Linked DNA regions of Homo sapiens: all the other regions are linked to region 3. Evidence: chromatin contacts called from ENCODE Hi-C or POLR2A ChIA-PET data. All regions are on one chromosome and are shown on one strand. The core of a region is the stretch at or near the end of the contact, and the rest is flanking DNA. Distances in the headings are between cores, read along the strand shown. Region 1 holds the start of MED11 (mediator complex subunit 11). Region 2 overlaps PELP1 (proline, glutamate and leucine rich protein 1). Region 3 holds the start of ANKFY1 (ankyrin repeat and FYVE domain containing 1). Region 4 holds the start of NCBP3 (nuclear cap binding subunit 3).

Region 1 (2,751 bases), core at 1-2,500, 470 kb after region 3:
TACAGGCATGCGCCACCATGCCCAGCTAATTCTGTATTTTTAGTAGAGACGGGGTTTCTCCATGTTGGTCAGGCTGGTCTCGAACTCCTGACCTCAGGTGATCCACCCGCCTCGGCCTCCCAAAGTGCTGGGATTACAGGTGTGAGCCACCAAACCCAGCCTTTATTTTTTAAATATAGGAGATGGGGTCTCACTATATTGCCCAGGCTGGTCTCGAAGTCCTTAGTTCAAGTGATCCTCCCACCTCAGCCTCCCAAAGAGCTGAAATTACAGGAGTGAGCCACCATGCCCAGCCCCCAAATTTTTTTATAAAGACAGTATCTCACTATGTTCCCCAGGCTAGACCATTCAGTTTAACTGAGTCTAACCTTCATGTGCTAACCTTGGGCAAACTAGTTTCATTCTTGATAATCTACTATAAACTGTTACAAACGATCTTTCCAAAAAAGGTAATTCTGGTCATAACACACTTCTTAAAAACCCTTTAAAGGCTCAAATGTCTTCAGACTCAAGTCCAAAGTACATAGCTTGCAAGCCTTTTCCTGATTCCGCTCCTCTCTCCAGCCTCACCATTGTCATACCTAACCCCCACCACGCTCCGTTCACTCCAGGCAGGCAGAATCCCTTGCTGGACTCCACATGCGCTGTTCCCGTCACAGCACCATGCTGTTGCCTATGCCGTCTCCCTTTTCCACTACAAGCTTTCATCCACGTAGTTCACCTTTAAGATTCAGCTCACGCCTGTAATCCCAGCACTTTGGGAGGCCGAAGAGGGTGGATCGCTTGAGGTCGAGTTCGAGACCAACCTGGCCAACATGGTGAAACCCCGTCTCTACTAAAAATACAAAAATCAGCCGGGCGTGGTGGCGGGCGCCTATAATCCCAGGCACCCGGGAAGCTGAAGCAGGAGAATCGCTTGAACCTGGGAGGTGGAGGTTGCAGGGAGGGAGATCTTGCGACTGCACTCCAACCTGGACGACAGAGTAAGACTGTCTCATAAATAAATAAACTTGTGTAGAATAAACTAGAGGCCACAGACAGTGTCAAGAAGATGGACAGGTCTGAATGGCCTCGGGCTAGGGGATATTCCACTGTCGCCTCTGACTACGGGTGGTCCTGTGGCTGAGGCGCAGCGGGCCCTGGGAGTTGTAGTTCATCAAGCGGACCGAGGAGGCGAGGCTGCGCTGAGCATCCTGGGAATCGTAGTGCTCGCTACACGGTGCCCTCTGCGCAGGCGCACACCGAGAGCCACTTCCGGAACAAGCGTCGCGTTTCTGAGGAGAAACTCTTGGTGAGAATTCCCAGAGTGATAATGGCTACCTACAGCCTGGCGAACGAGAGACTACGCGCTCTGGAAGACATTGAACGGGAAATCGGCGCCATCCTTCAGAATGCAGGTTCGGGATGCGACAACCTGGACAGCGGGGAGCGAAAGCGTGACCGGGCTGCACTGGCAGCCTGACCTGGGACTTGGAGCAGGGTTGGGGAGGGAATCCTACGTGCGTGCGCAGCGAAAGGGCGGGACTGAGAGGGGCTGGCCTAGGGAGAGGCTACACTGGCAGTCTCCGTGTGTCCCCGCCCTCTCTCCGCCCTGGCAGGTACTGTGATCCTAGAATTGTCCAAGGAAAAAACTAACGAGCGGCTCCTAGACCGGCAGGCGGCGGCCTTCACCGCTTCAGTGCAACACGTGGAGGCGGAGCTGTCAGCTCAGATCCGCTACCTCACCCAGGTCGGTGTGTCTGGGGGGTTCTGCGAGCGAACCCCAGCTCTGGGTCAAAGCCTCAGGCTTGGGTGATCCAGGGTGGAGCATTAACTGGGCAGGACCAGACCTCCCCAGCCGGCCATCCAGAGCGGGTTTCTTCCTCTAAAAGGAAAGAATGGGCCGGGCGCAGTGGCTTGACAGAGTTCGAGACCAGCCTGGCCAACACGGTGAAACCTCGTCTCTACTAAAAATATAAAAATTAGGCCAGGCTCGGTGGCTCACTCCTGTAATCCCAGCACTTTGGGAGGCTGAGGCGGGTGGATCATCTGAGGTCAGGAGTTCGAGACCAGCCTGGCCAACATGGTGAAACTCCGTCTCTACTAAAAATACAAAAATTAGCTGGGCTGGTAGCGGGCACCTGTAATCCCAGCTACTTGGAAGGGTGAGGCAGGAGAATCGCTTGAACCCAGGAGGTGGAGGTTGCAGTGAGCCAAGATTGCAGCACTGCACTCCAGCCTGGGTGACAAAGCAAGACTGTCTCAAAAAAAAAAAAAGCCGGGCTTGGTGGTGAGTACCGGTAACCCCAGCTACTTGGAAGGCTGAGGCAGGAGAATCGCTTGAACCCAGGAGGCGGAGGTTGTTGTACTTAGCCGAGATCATGCCATTGCACTCCAGCCTGGGTAACAGAGCAAAAACTCTGTCTCAAAAAATAATAAATAATAAAATGAAAGAATTAAAGGTGGCCCTGCATACCTCACTGGGTAACATCACATGTGCCTAGCAGAAGATGTGTAAATAATGCTAGAACTACAGAACTTTGTCACTGGAAACTTGGCCTGACCTCCAGGCCACGAGGTCCCAAATCCTTATATCCTGAGAAGAGGGACAGGATTGAGAAGGTTCTGAAATCGTCGCAGGGACCACTACCATTACTAATTTTTACGGTGTGCCAGATACTCTGCATTACTTTATCTAATCCTCAACAACTCTAGGAAGTAGTTATTGTCACCCCCATTTTACAGACAAGATTAACATAAGTTAAATGATTT
Region 2 (2,979 bases), core at 380-2,879, 420 kb after region 3:
CTGTCTCAGAAAAAAAAAAGAATTAGTAAGGATAACAAGACAAGCATATGGAAAAACAAGAATCTGGAGCCAACACTGGCAACATACAGAGAAGGGGAAAGAGCAGGCTCACGCTTTCCCCGAGACATCCTAGTGGTGCACACCTGTAGTCCTAGCTACTTGGGAGACTGACGTGGGAGGATCACTTGAGCCCAGGAGTTCAAGGTTACAGTGAGCTACAATCTTAACACTGCACTCCTGGGTCACAGAGCGAGACCCTATCTCCAAAAACGGCTCAAAAAGCTGGACTGAAGCCAACAGAAGTCTGCTTATGTGACTGCAATAAAGCAGTGTACGGTGAAGCGACACGGCTCTAACCACAGGTTACCCTGGCTGACCCACAAAGCAAACCAAAGCAATGACTCGCTTGGAACAGTTCACTCAAAACGCGCACACACACAGCATGTCCTGGGGCTCTCTCAAGAGTAGGTCAGTCTTCCCACCCATTCCGAGGAACTGCTCATCAATGTGGCAAGGACGAGGAAGTGAGTTCAAGTCTCTGCAGGAATTGACCTCATGGACTCAGAATGCTTGATTCACATTACTTGGGAGTAGTAATCCTGAGCTTGGAGTCTACAATTACCCTGAGAGTATCCGGGGAATGTAACAGAAAACACAGACACTTCAAAACGGCAGTTATCAGTTTTCCTAAGTACTAGTCTGCGAGATTTTCCAAGTGCAAATTGCCCCTGGAGCCTCTGCATGACAGATTCTTATCTGAAGTGCTGGCAACCGACAAAGCCAAAACCCTCAACACCCTCAACAGAGGGAAGTTCTCCAGATGACCTTTTTTTTTTTTGAGACAGGGTCTCACTCTGTTACCCAGGCTAGAGTGCAGTGCCACGATCTCAGCTCACTGCACCCTCTGCCTCCCAGCTTCAGGGGATCTCCTGCCTCAATGTTCTAAGTAGCTGGAACCACAGGCACACACCACCACACCCAGCTAATTTTTTTGTATTTTTGGTAGAGGTAGGGTTTCACCATGTTGGCCAGGCTGATCTCAAACTCCTGGCAGATGGCACTTGATTCTTAGGGAAATAAAGGTAAGACACTCCCTGGAAGGACACAGGAACATTTGTTAGTTTGGAAAGGGTACTCAAAATGCAGGCCTTAAGTTCAACTGTCTGACAAAAGGTTGAGAATTACAGATAAATTCTCCTGACTACTCACACTGAAAATAAAAAAGCAACAGCAGAAGAACACTTAGCATTCTAGTCTCCTTAACTCTTACTATTCACACTTCTATCCTGTTAAGTAACACTCAATTTCCCCTCCACTTTCATGGGGGATGCAGGTAGATAAAGATAATACCTAACAGAGCTGAATCAAAATACACTTTTGCAGTAAAACCAAACCTTTGTTCAGGGACAAACTGCTGGCCTGTGTCATTTGAGAGGTTAACTTACAGAACATTTGACAAGATAACCAGTTTTTACTAAACTTAGTAAAACCTCAGTAAATAACCTCTGCTAATCTTTAATAAAATCGATGAGTCACTCCAAATACCTTCTTGACAAAATGTCCTGCCCTGCCTACCCAAAGATTCTATTAGCTGTGATTAGAGGCATTCACATGAAAAGAAGGAACCAGCAAGGACACAACCCCTCGCTCACTCAGAACTAGCATCTGCTCAGGCACTTTTCAGATACTGCGAGTAACCAGTTACTAACGACACTGCAGGCATCACTCCCTGATCACAGCGCTCAGGCCGATGGAACTCTGACTCACAGTCCTTCCCAGGCCAGCGAGCTACACAGCCACTAACAATTGACTAGAGCTGCTACCTGCCCTGGTTTTACAATTACCAGATAATATAACCTTTGGTTACGTCACTTAAGTCCCTCTCAGCTGGTTTTCTCCTCTGTAAAATGCAGTGATACAAATTCCACAGAATAATTACAATGATAAAATGACACAACACATCTTAGACACTCAGGAGAGTGAATGGCACAGTGGGCACCCACTAAAGACCAGTTCCCTTTCCCTCCAAGAACTTACTTTCTTGCTTTGGTCACAGAACCACATTAATCTCATTTTCTTTCTTTTTTTGGAGACAGAGTCTCACTCTGTCACCCAGGCTGGAGTACAGTGGTGCGATCTCGGCTCATGGCAACCTCCGCCTCCTGGGTCCAAGCAATTCTCCTGCCTCGGCCTCCCAAGTAACTGGGACTACAGGCACACACCGCCACGCCTGGCTAATTTTTTGTATTTTAGTAGAGGCGAGGTTTCACTGTGTTGCCCAGGCTGGTCTCAAACTCCTGAGCTCATGCAATCTGCCCGCCTTGGCCTCTCAAAGTGCTGGGATTACAGGCATGAGCCACCACGCCCAGCCTCATAATCTCACTTTCAAGACAACCTGAATAGCAAACTCCCCCTTAACTAACAATACTAATGGCAAATACAGTTAACTCCACCAGTTAAACAAAAAATTACTAATTTGCCACAAATTCCAGCTCTCTAGAGATTTGTGTTTCCATCTGAGTAAGCAGGTGTCCGATCGTTTGTCAAACCAATGGTGAATATAACAAAATAAGAGAACATTTAATCTACAGGGGAATACCTACTTGTTCTTAGGTATAGTTGGCATCCAATTATACTGCAAACAACAAATGTGCCAATTACGAATGGCCCTTTAACTGTGACTGCTTAGGCAGAATTTGTAAACCATTCATGTTTGTTATTGTATCTCCCTAAAAACAACACTGTAATTCTTCTCCTGACCTCCTCCATCATCTGACCCACATACACCCTGACCTGCCTGTCTGACCTACTAAGGCTCTTTTGTAGTCACCTTGTATGTGTCATGACAACTGGGAGGAAGGGGTCAGGAAGCGACAGAGGGAGTTTAAACAGGAATATACACAGAAAGAAGTGTTAGGGCAATTGTCCTAGGGAAGTGATATGTCAGAAAGCATTCCCAGAGAAAATTACAAGACCTTC
Region 3 (2,967 bases), core at 257-2,756:
GCTGCTCTTGAACTCCTGGCCTCAAGCGATCCTCCCACCTCGGCCTCCCAAAGTGCTGAAATTACTAGCGCGAGCCACCACACGGGGCCAAGACCTTGTCTACACACACACACACCCCTTTTTAATTAGCCGGGTGTGGTGGCGAGCGCCCCTGGTCCCAGCTACTCAGGAGGCTGAGGCAGAAGGATCGCTTGAGCCCAGGAGACTGAAGCTACAGTGAGCCGTGACCGCGCCACTGTACTCCAGCCGGTGGGACAGAGCGAGACCCTATCTCAAAACACACACACACACCCCCCAAAACCAACTGGGTGTCAGTCACAGCTATCTCTGTAACTTTGCCTAAATTCCTTTATCAATAAAGGCAAATACACACGCCAGGCCTCCTTCACGAGGTTATCTGAAGTCTAATGCAAATGAGAAAAGCCGACCAACTGTCAGGTGCTGCCCAAATCTAAGATCCATCAAGTGATGGGTTCAGTCAAAGCTCAAAACCAACAGGAAAGGTCGTGGCCAAGCACACTGCAGTCACTCAATAAACAAAGGTCAAATAAGGAATACTGTTCTCCAATAATGGGGTGAAGAGGAGAACCAGGCTGCCCAGATCCAACAATGTCCCTGCACGATTCCTGACAGGTAACTCCCCGTCTCTGGGCCTTCTTTCCCCCTACGTGTACAATAAGGCTTTGACAATGAAGGCTTCTAATTACTGCTACATTAAGACAGGCAGACTCTGAGAGACCAGAGTGCCTTAAGCTGCAATGTCATGAAAAGTGCACGAGACCAGAGGGTAGGCACTGGACGGGGAGGCAAAGGCACAGAGGTCTGGTTTGAGCAGCCCTCTTGTGAGCAGTGTGACCTTGGCCAACTCCCTTCCCGCAAACCCCTTCCTCCCGTCTTCATCTGTACGCCTGGCCTGAAGGCTGGGGTTGCAGCAGAGCCGGAGCCGCCAGTGCGCCCGCCTGAAGCGTGGGCCAGCTCGCTGCTGCCTCGCCCCCACCCCACCCCACCTCACCCCAACCCAGCCCGAGGAGACCCACGCTCTTCCGCAAGCGAGGGATGGACCCCTTCCGGATGCAGAACGTGCCAGGACAGCAGTTTCGATTTCCTAAGGAGAAGGCTTACTTCCCCCGGCGTCCCGGCACCGCCGGCAATCAAGAGCCTCCCGTGCTGCCCTCGGGGCCCCGCGGCTGCACGCAGCACCGGCGCGGGACCTGCCAGCCCGGCTCCGCAGCCGGCCGCAGTCCCGCGGGGTCGGCATCGCGGGAGGGACGTTGTCATAGGAACCGCGCTCCGGACCCCGGCCCGAGAAGCTCCGGAGAGGCTAGACAGGAAGGCTCGCGAGACCCGCGGAGCCCCCATGCAACCACGCCCGGCCTTCCCCTCCCACGGCAGCTTCGCACGGCCAGCAGCGCCCCCACAGCTCCGTGTCTTCCCGCGCGGCTCCACAAAAAAACCCTACCTTCCGCCATGTCTGGCCCGGCACTGCCTGCAACCTCGCGAGAAGTGCGCGGCTCAACCGGGGCGGTGCGGAACGGAATCACCAAGTCTCGCGAGAATCGCGGGAGGCGCGGCAAAAGGCGGAGCCGAGGGTAGGAAAGTGGGTGAATGAAAGCGGAGGGGGTTGCTGGACTCTGGGGGAAGCGGAGAGCCGGGTTTCTTTTTACCGGGTATTTTTGAGGCTCGAGATTTATTAAGCACTGACTGAGCCCTGTCATATTCCACGTCCTTGGCAGGGCACCGAAAAGGATGACACAACGAATGCAGACTACTCTGGAGAAGCTTGGCAATGAGAGGGTCGAGAGAGGGGGTTTGTTGGTCCTTAGGTTTGTAAAGAAAGGAGAGGCTGGGAGAAAGGAGTCAGTGGAGAGGTCCCTGGGGAGGTAGGATGCTCTGCATGCGATGCAGAACTCAGGAAAACGGATTAAATTTAGACTAGAGGCAGGTCACCTGTTATTCCACTAAAACGGTAGGAAACAAGAACATGCGTGCAGATATATAGGGGGGAAGAAAATCAGGGAGATCGTTTGATGACATCGATTTTATGGGTGAAGTTATGAGACAAGGAAGGAGACCAAGAAGAGCAAAGAAACTTTGGAAGAGGACGCTGAAGTTGGAAGGCCTGGTTTCATGTGCCTCATGTATGTGTTGATGGATCACTTTTTTCTAGAACTCAGCCACCAGGCTGCAGTAGCAGATATTTTGAATTATAGCATTTATCCAGGGCTTGGGATTGCATTGCCCAAAATAAATTGAGGGTGCTATGAGACGACAGCCCAGGCCATCAAACGTGGGATACAGACTGGCTAGGGACTGATGGAGGAGCCACGAAACTGCAGGTCTCTGATAATTGAAGGCCAGTGCAGTGCAGGCAATGTTGTGAGAGCTTGGTGGTTAAAGTGGCAAACAGGTTCATAGTGAAGTAGCACTAGGAGATGAGAAAAGTCCAGGACAGGCCGGGCGTGGTGGCTCACGCCTGTAATCCCAGCACTTTGGGAGGCCGAGGAGGGTGAATCACCTGAAGTCTAGAGCTCAAGACCAGCCTGGCCAACATGGTGAAACCCCGTCTCTACTAAAAATACAGAAATTAGCCGGGCGTGGTGGTGCATGCCTGTAATCCCAGCTACTCGGGAGGCTGGGGCAGTAGAATCGCTTGAACCCGGGAGGCAGAGGTTGCAGTGAGCCAAGATTGTGCCACTGCACTCCAGCCTGGGCAACAGAGTGAGACTCTGTCTCAAAAAAAAAAAAAAAAAGTCCAGGACAGAGCCACGGAATAGAGTGGCTGAAGTGGAAGTGAGAAGGCAGGAAAATTAGATGTTGGGATTTAGAGGTAGGAAAGGAAAGGAGCATCAGGAGCTAAAATCTTTGGTGAATGTGGGGAGGACTATACGATTAGTTAAGACAATTGCAAAATGGAGGGCTAAACAGTAACATAGCTGAATAGCATGAGACCTTTCTTGTTTTTTGTTT
Region 4 (3,148 bases), core at 410-2,909, 420 kb before region 3:
AGGCCTGTAATCCCAGCACTTTGGGAGGCAGAGGCGGGCGGATCACCTGAGGTCAGGTGTTCGAGACCAGCCTGGCCAACATGGAGAAACCCCGTCTCTACTAAAAATACAAAATTAGCCGGGCACGGTGGCACATCCCTGTAATCTCAACTACTTGGGAGGCTGAGGCAGAAGAGTAGCTTGAACCCAGGAGGCGGAGGTTGCGGTGAGCCAAGATCAGGCCATTGTACTTGGCTACTCAGGAGGCTGAGGCAGGAGAATGGCTTGAACCCGGGAGGCGGAAGTTGCGGTGAGCCGAGATCGCGCCATTGCGTTCCAGCCTGGGCAACAAGAGCGAACTCCGTCTCAAAACAAAACAAAACAAAAACCATGTTGAACTGAATGACTAAAGGGATGATAACACCTGCTTCACAACTGCAGTAATATTTATTTATTTTGGTTTTGTTTTTGAGATGGGGAGAGGGGAAAGGGGGGACCTCAAAGGGGTCTTGCTATATTGCTGAGGCTGGTCTGGAACTTAGACTCCTGAATAGCTGGCACTAAAGGCGTGCACGGCCAGTATATTTAAGTGACACAATATAGTGAATGGTAAATGCTACTATATTAGCTGTTGTTAATCATAATTATAACGTTTGCCATCTCTAGCGATCATACTTTAACCTTTCTCCATAACTTCAGTCTAAATATGTTGACATGTGGTCAAAAGTAATTCATGTTAGGTGAGAAATTAAGAGGAGTCATCCAGGCCTGAAACCAGCTCTGAGAACTGGATATACAGCCACCAAGTCACAAGCAAAACACCTCTCACCATCCCCAGCGCGGTAAAGGAGGGACCAAGGATGTCTATTGGTCGTCTGCTAGTTTGCTTTCATTAAGAGTCAGATGCTGGGGCCACGGTGTAGGTGTCACTGGAGCTGCGGGGGGGGCAAGATGACCCCGAAGTCACGACAGAAACAGTGAGTTTCTGCTGCTGACAAGTGCAGCCCTCTCAAGACAAAGAGCGAGTGCCATGTTTCCCAGATACAAATTCCTCCGGGGCAAGACCCACAAGGAGACCTGGTTGCTGGCGCCACCCAACAGCTCCTTCTGGGCTGCCCCTGGTTCTGTTCCCGCCCAGGGCTCCCCCTTTATCTCATCCTTCCAGCCCCTCCTCACTCACCTCCTTGCACAGCGCGGCTCAGAGGGGGCAGCGGAGGGGGGTCCTCAACTCCCTCCCAGCTCTCCGCCACCACCCCCCAGCCCCCTCAACACCCATTTCCGGCGCCCCGGCGTCCTTTCTCCCGCTCCGCGTCCCTCCTCCAGCCCGGCGTTCCCGTTCCCAGGACGCTGGCTCCCTCCTCTCCCGCTCCCTTGACTTCCCCGGCTGGGGCTCCGGCCACCGCCCCTTCCGGCCCCCTCCGGCGCTAGACACTAGCCCCGCGACCTCTTCCTTACCCCCCGACCCCCGCCCGTACCGGGATCAGTTCCTTGAGCGAGCGCCGCACAGGCACGATTTCCAGCTCGCCCTCCTCCACCTCCATGGGCTCCGGCTCGCCACGGTCAACACCGGACTCCGCCTCAGGGGACGGGAGCCCCAGGGCCGGCCCCGCCGGGGCCTCCGCCTTCACCGACACCCGCAGGCCCCGTACGGCCGCCATCGCTGCCTGCCGGCCGCACCACTGAGAGCCCGCCCCTCACGGCCGCCGGCTAGAGCGCCGCTGCCACTGGCCACAGAGGAGCCGCCGCAGCTACCTAGAGCGTCGCCGGCTTCGGCCCAGAAGGCCGCCCTTAGCGCCGCCGCCCCCTGGTGGCGGGAGAAAACCGGGCCGGCTGCGCGGGCGGGACCTGGGGAGGAGAAGGCGGGACTGAGCGGGGACGGGGGCGGGGCCTGCGGGAACTACGGAGCTTGGAGGAGACCGGGGTAGTCAAGGGTTACAATGTAGCTACGCCTTGAGGCTAAAGCTGTACTAAAAGCCAACTTTCCTGAGTGATCACTATGGGCCAGACACTTCCAAGCGCTCGAACCCTTAGAACAACTCTATGAAGTAGATCCTATTTTGACCCCCATTTCATATATGAGGAAACTGAGGCATAGAAATTGACCCAAGGTGACGCCATTTAAGGGATAAAAGCTGGATCTAAGTCTTCCAGAGTTTACAATGAGCCTTGATATATCACCTCTGGACAATCTGTAGGTTTATAAAGTTACTTGCCTTGCCAGTCTTTGTCTCTTAAAAGTCTCCCCAAAATTGGCCCATGTTACATACACAAAAATTGAGACTCCAAGAGGGAGAGACCTGCCCAAAGGCCAGAACTTGGACGCCGATTTCCTGACTCCTGAGGGTGCCATCCACTGTAGACCTGTGAGCATAGTTTCCGGCGGATATTTCTAACGAGAGCCTGGTGGGGGAGAGGGGTTGTCTACGCGTCCCGAGGGTGTCACTGATCAGCTGCTGTTCTGAGTCCTGATTTTCTTTTTCTTTCTTTCTTTCTTTCTTTATTCCTTTCTTCCTTCCTTTCTTTCTTCTTTTCTTTCTTTCTCTTTTCCTTCCTTCCTCCCTCTCCTCTTTCTTTCTTTCTTTCTTTTTTTTTTTTTTTTTTGTAGAGACAGGGTTTCACCATGTTGACTAAGCTGGTCTCGAATTCCTAACCTCAAGCGATCCACCCGCCTCGGCCTCCCAAAGTCTTGGGATTACAGGCATGAGCCACCGCGCCCGGCCTGAGTCCTGATTTTGCATCTTCCTCCCTGGGTAACCTTGGACAGGTTTTTGGGTCTGTTTTCCCATCTGAGGAGGGCATAGGTGAGACCCTACAGTCTCTGAGGCCCTGAGGCCCTACCAGCTCTGACCATGGAGGAGCAAATAATGATAAACCAAGGAAGAGCATGGTCAGCATCAGACACACCTGGGTTTCGAGCTGGCTGGCCGGGCCCCATCCACCATGTGTGACCTTAGGCAAGCTGCTTAGCACTTTGGAGTCTCAGTTCCTTCATCAGTAAAATGGACCATTACCTACCTACAAAGGAGGTTGTGAGGGTTAAATGTGATAATTTATATGTAGATACAGGGTCCAACAGAAGGGGTGCAGTACATCACAGTTTTTCTTAAATTTGGGCTAAACCACAGGATAAACACAAGACAGAGCTCTTTAGAGGACTAGTTTTATTTGA

What was found. A loop is a pair of places that touch in the nucleus more often than their neighbours do. ChIA-PET counts read pairs that join two places held with the same protein, here RNA polymerase II (POLR2A). Pooled maps may share reads with other maps.
Region 1: a loop to region 3 is called in a pooled map, with 7 times the contacts of the local background. The contact joins the promoter of MED11 here to the promoter of ANKFY1 in region 3. A Hi-C loop is called at or near these places in 6 of 50 pooled maps.
Region 2: POLR2A ChIA-PET joins it to region 3 with 12 read pairs in HEK293. The contact joins the enhancer-like site here to the promoter of ANKFY1 in region 3. POLR2A ChIA-PET finds 5 or more read pairs at or near these places in 2 of 52 experiments (HEK293 and activated CD4-positive, alpha-beta T cell).
Region 4: a map of CD8-positive, alpha-beta T cell shows a loop between it and region 3 (10-fold over the local background). The contact joins the promoter of NCBP3 here to the promoter of ANKFY1 in region 3. A Hi-C loop is called at or near these places in 1 of 168 maps with a recorded cell type or tissue (CD8-positive, alpha-beta T cell) and 9 of 50 pooled maps. POLR2A ChIA-PET finds 5 or more read pairs at or near these places in 2 of 52 experiments (CD4-positive, alpha-beta T cell and activated CD8-positive, alpha-beta memory T cell).

Annotation. Positions count from the first base shown.
Region 1 is chr17:4,730,178-4,732,928 of GRCh38, forward strand. It overlaps MED11 (mediator complex subunit 11), which reads left to right and starts at 1,251. Exons shown (of 3, transcript NM_001001683.4): 1 at 1,251-1,397; 2 at 1,599-1,729. The coding sequence starts at 1,313. RefSeq lists enhancers at 1,048-1,187, 1,087-1,906, 1,198-1,247.
Region 2 is chr17:4,678,207-4,681,185 of GRCh38, forward strand. All of the region lies in intron 5 of PELP1 (proline, glutamate and leucine rich protein 1), which reads right to left. Among named protein-coding and RNA genes, the nearest start is that of PELP1, 24 kb to the right of the region's middle. Within about 2 kb of position 1,630, at least 5 of the 41 ENCODE cell types and tissues checked have a DNase peak (open chromatin) inside an H3K27ac peak, as active enhancers do.
Region 3 is chr17:4,262,473-4,265,439 of GRCh38, forward strand. ANKFY1 (ankyrin repeat and FYVE domain containing 1) reads right to left here and starts at 1,507. Exons shown (of 25, transcript NM_001330063.2): 1 at 1,460-1,507. The coding sequence starts at 1,469. RefSeq lists a silencer at 804-953 and an enhancer at 1,604-1,693.
Region 4 is chr17:3,844,587-3,847,734 of GRCh38, forward strand. It overlaps NCBP3 (nuclear cap binding subunit 3), which reads right to left and starts at 1,660. Exons shown (of 13, transcript NM_001114118.3): 1 at 1,455-1,660. The coding sequence starts at 1,637. RefSeq lists silencers at 1,359-1,648, 1,829-1,948.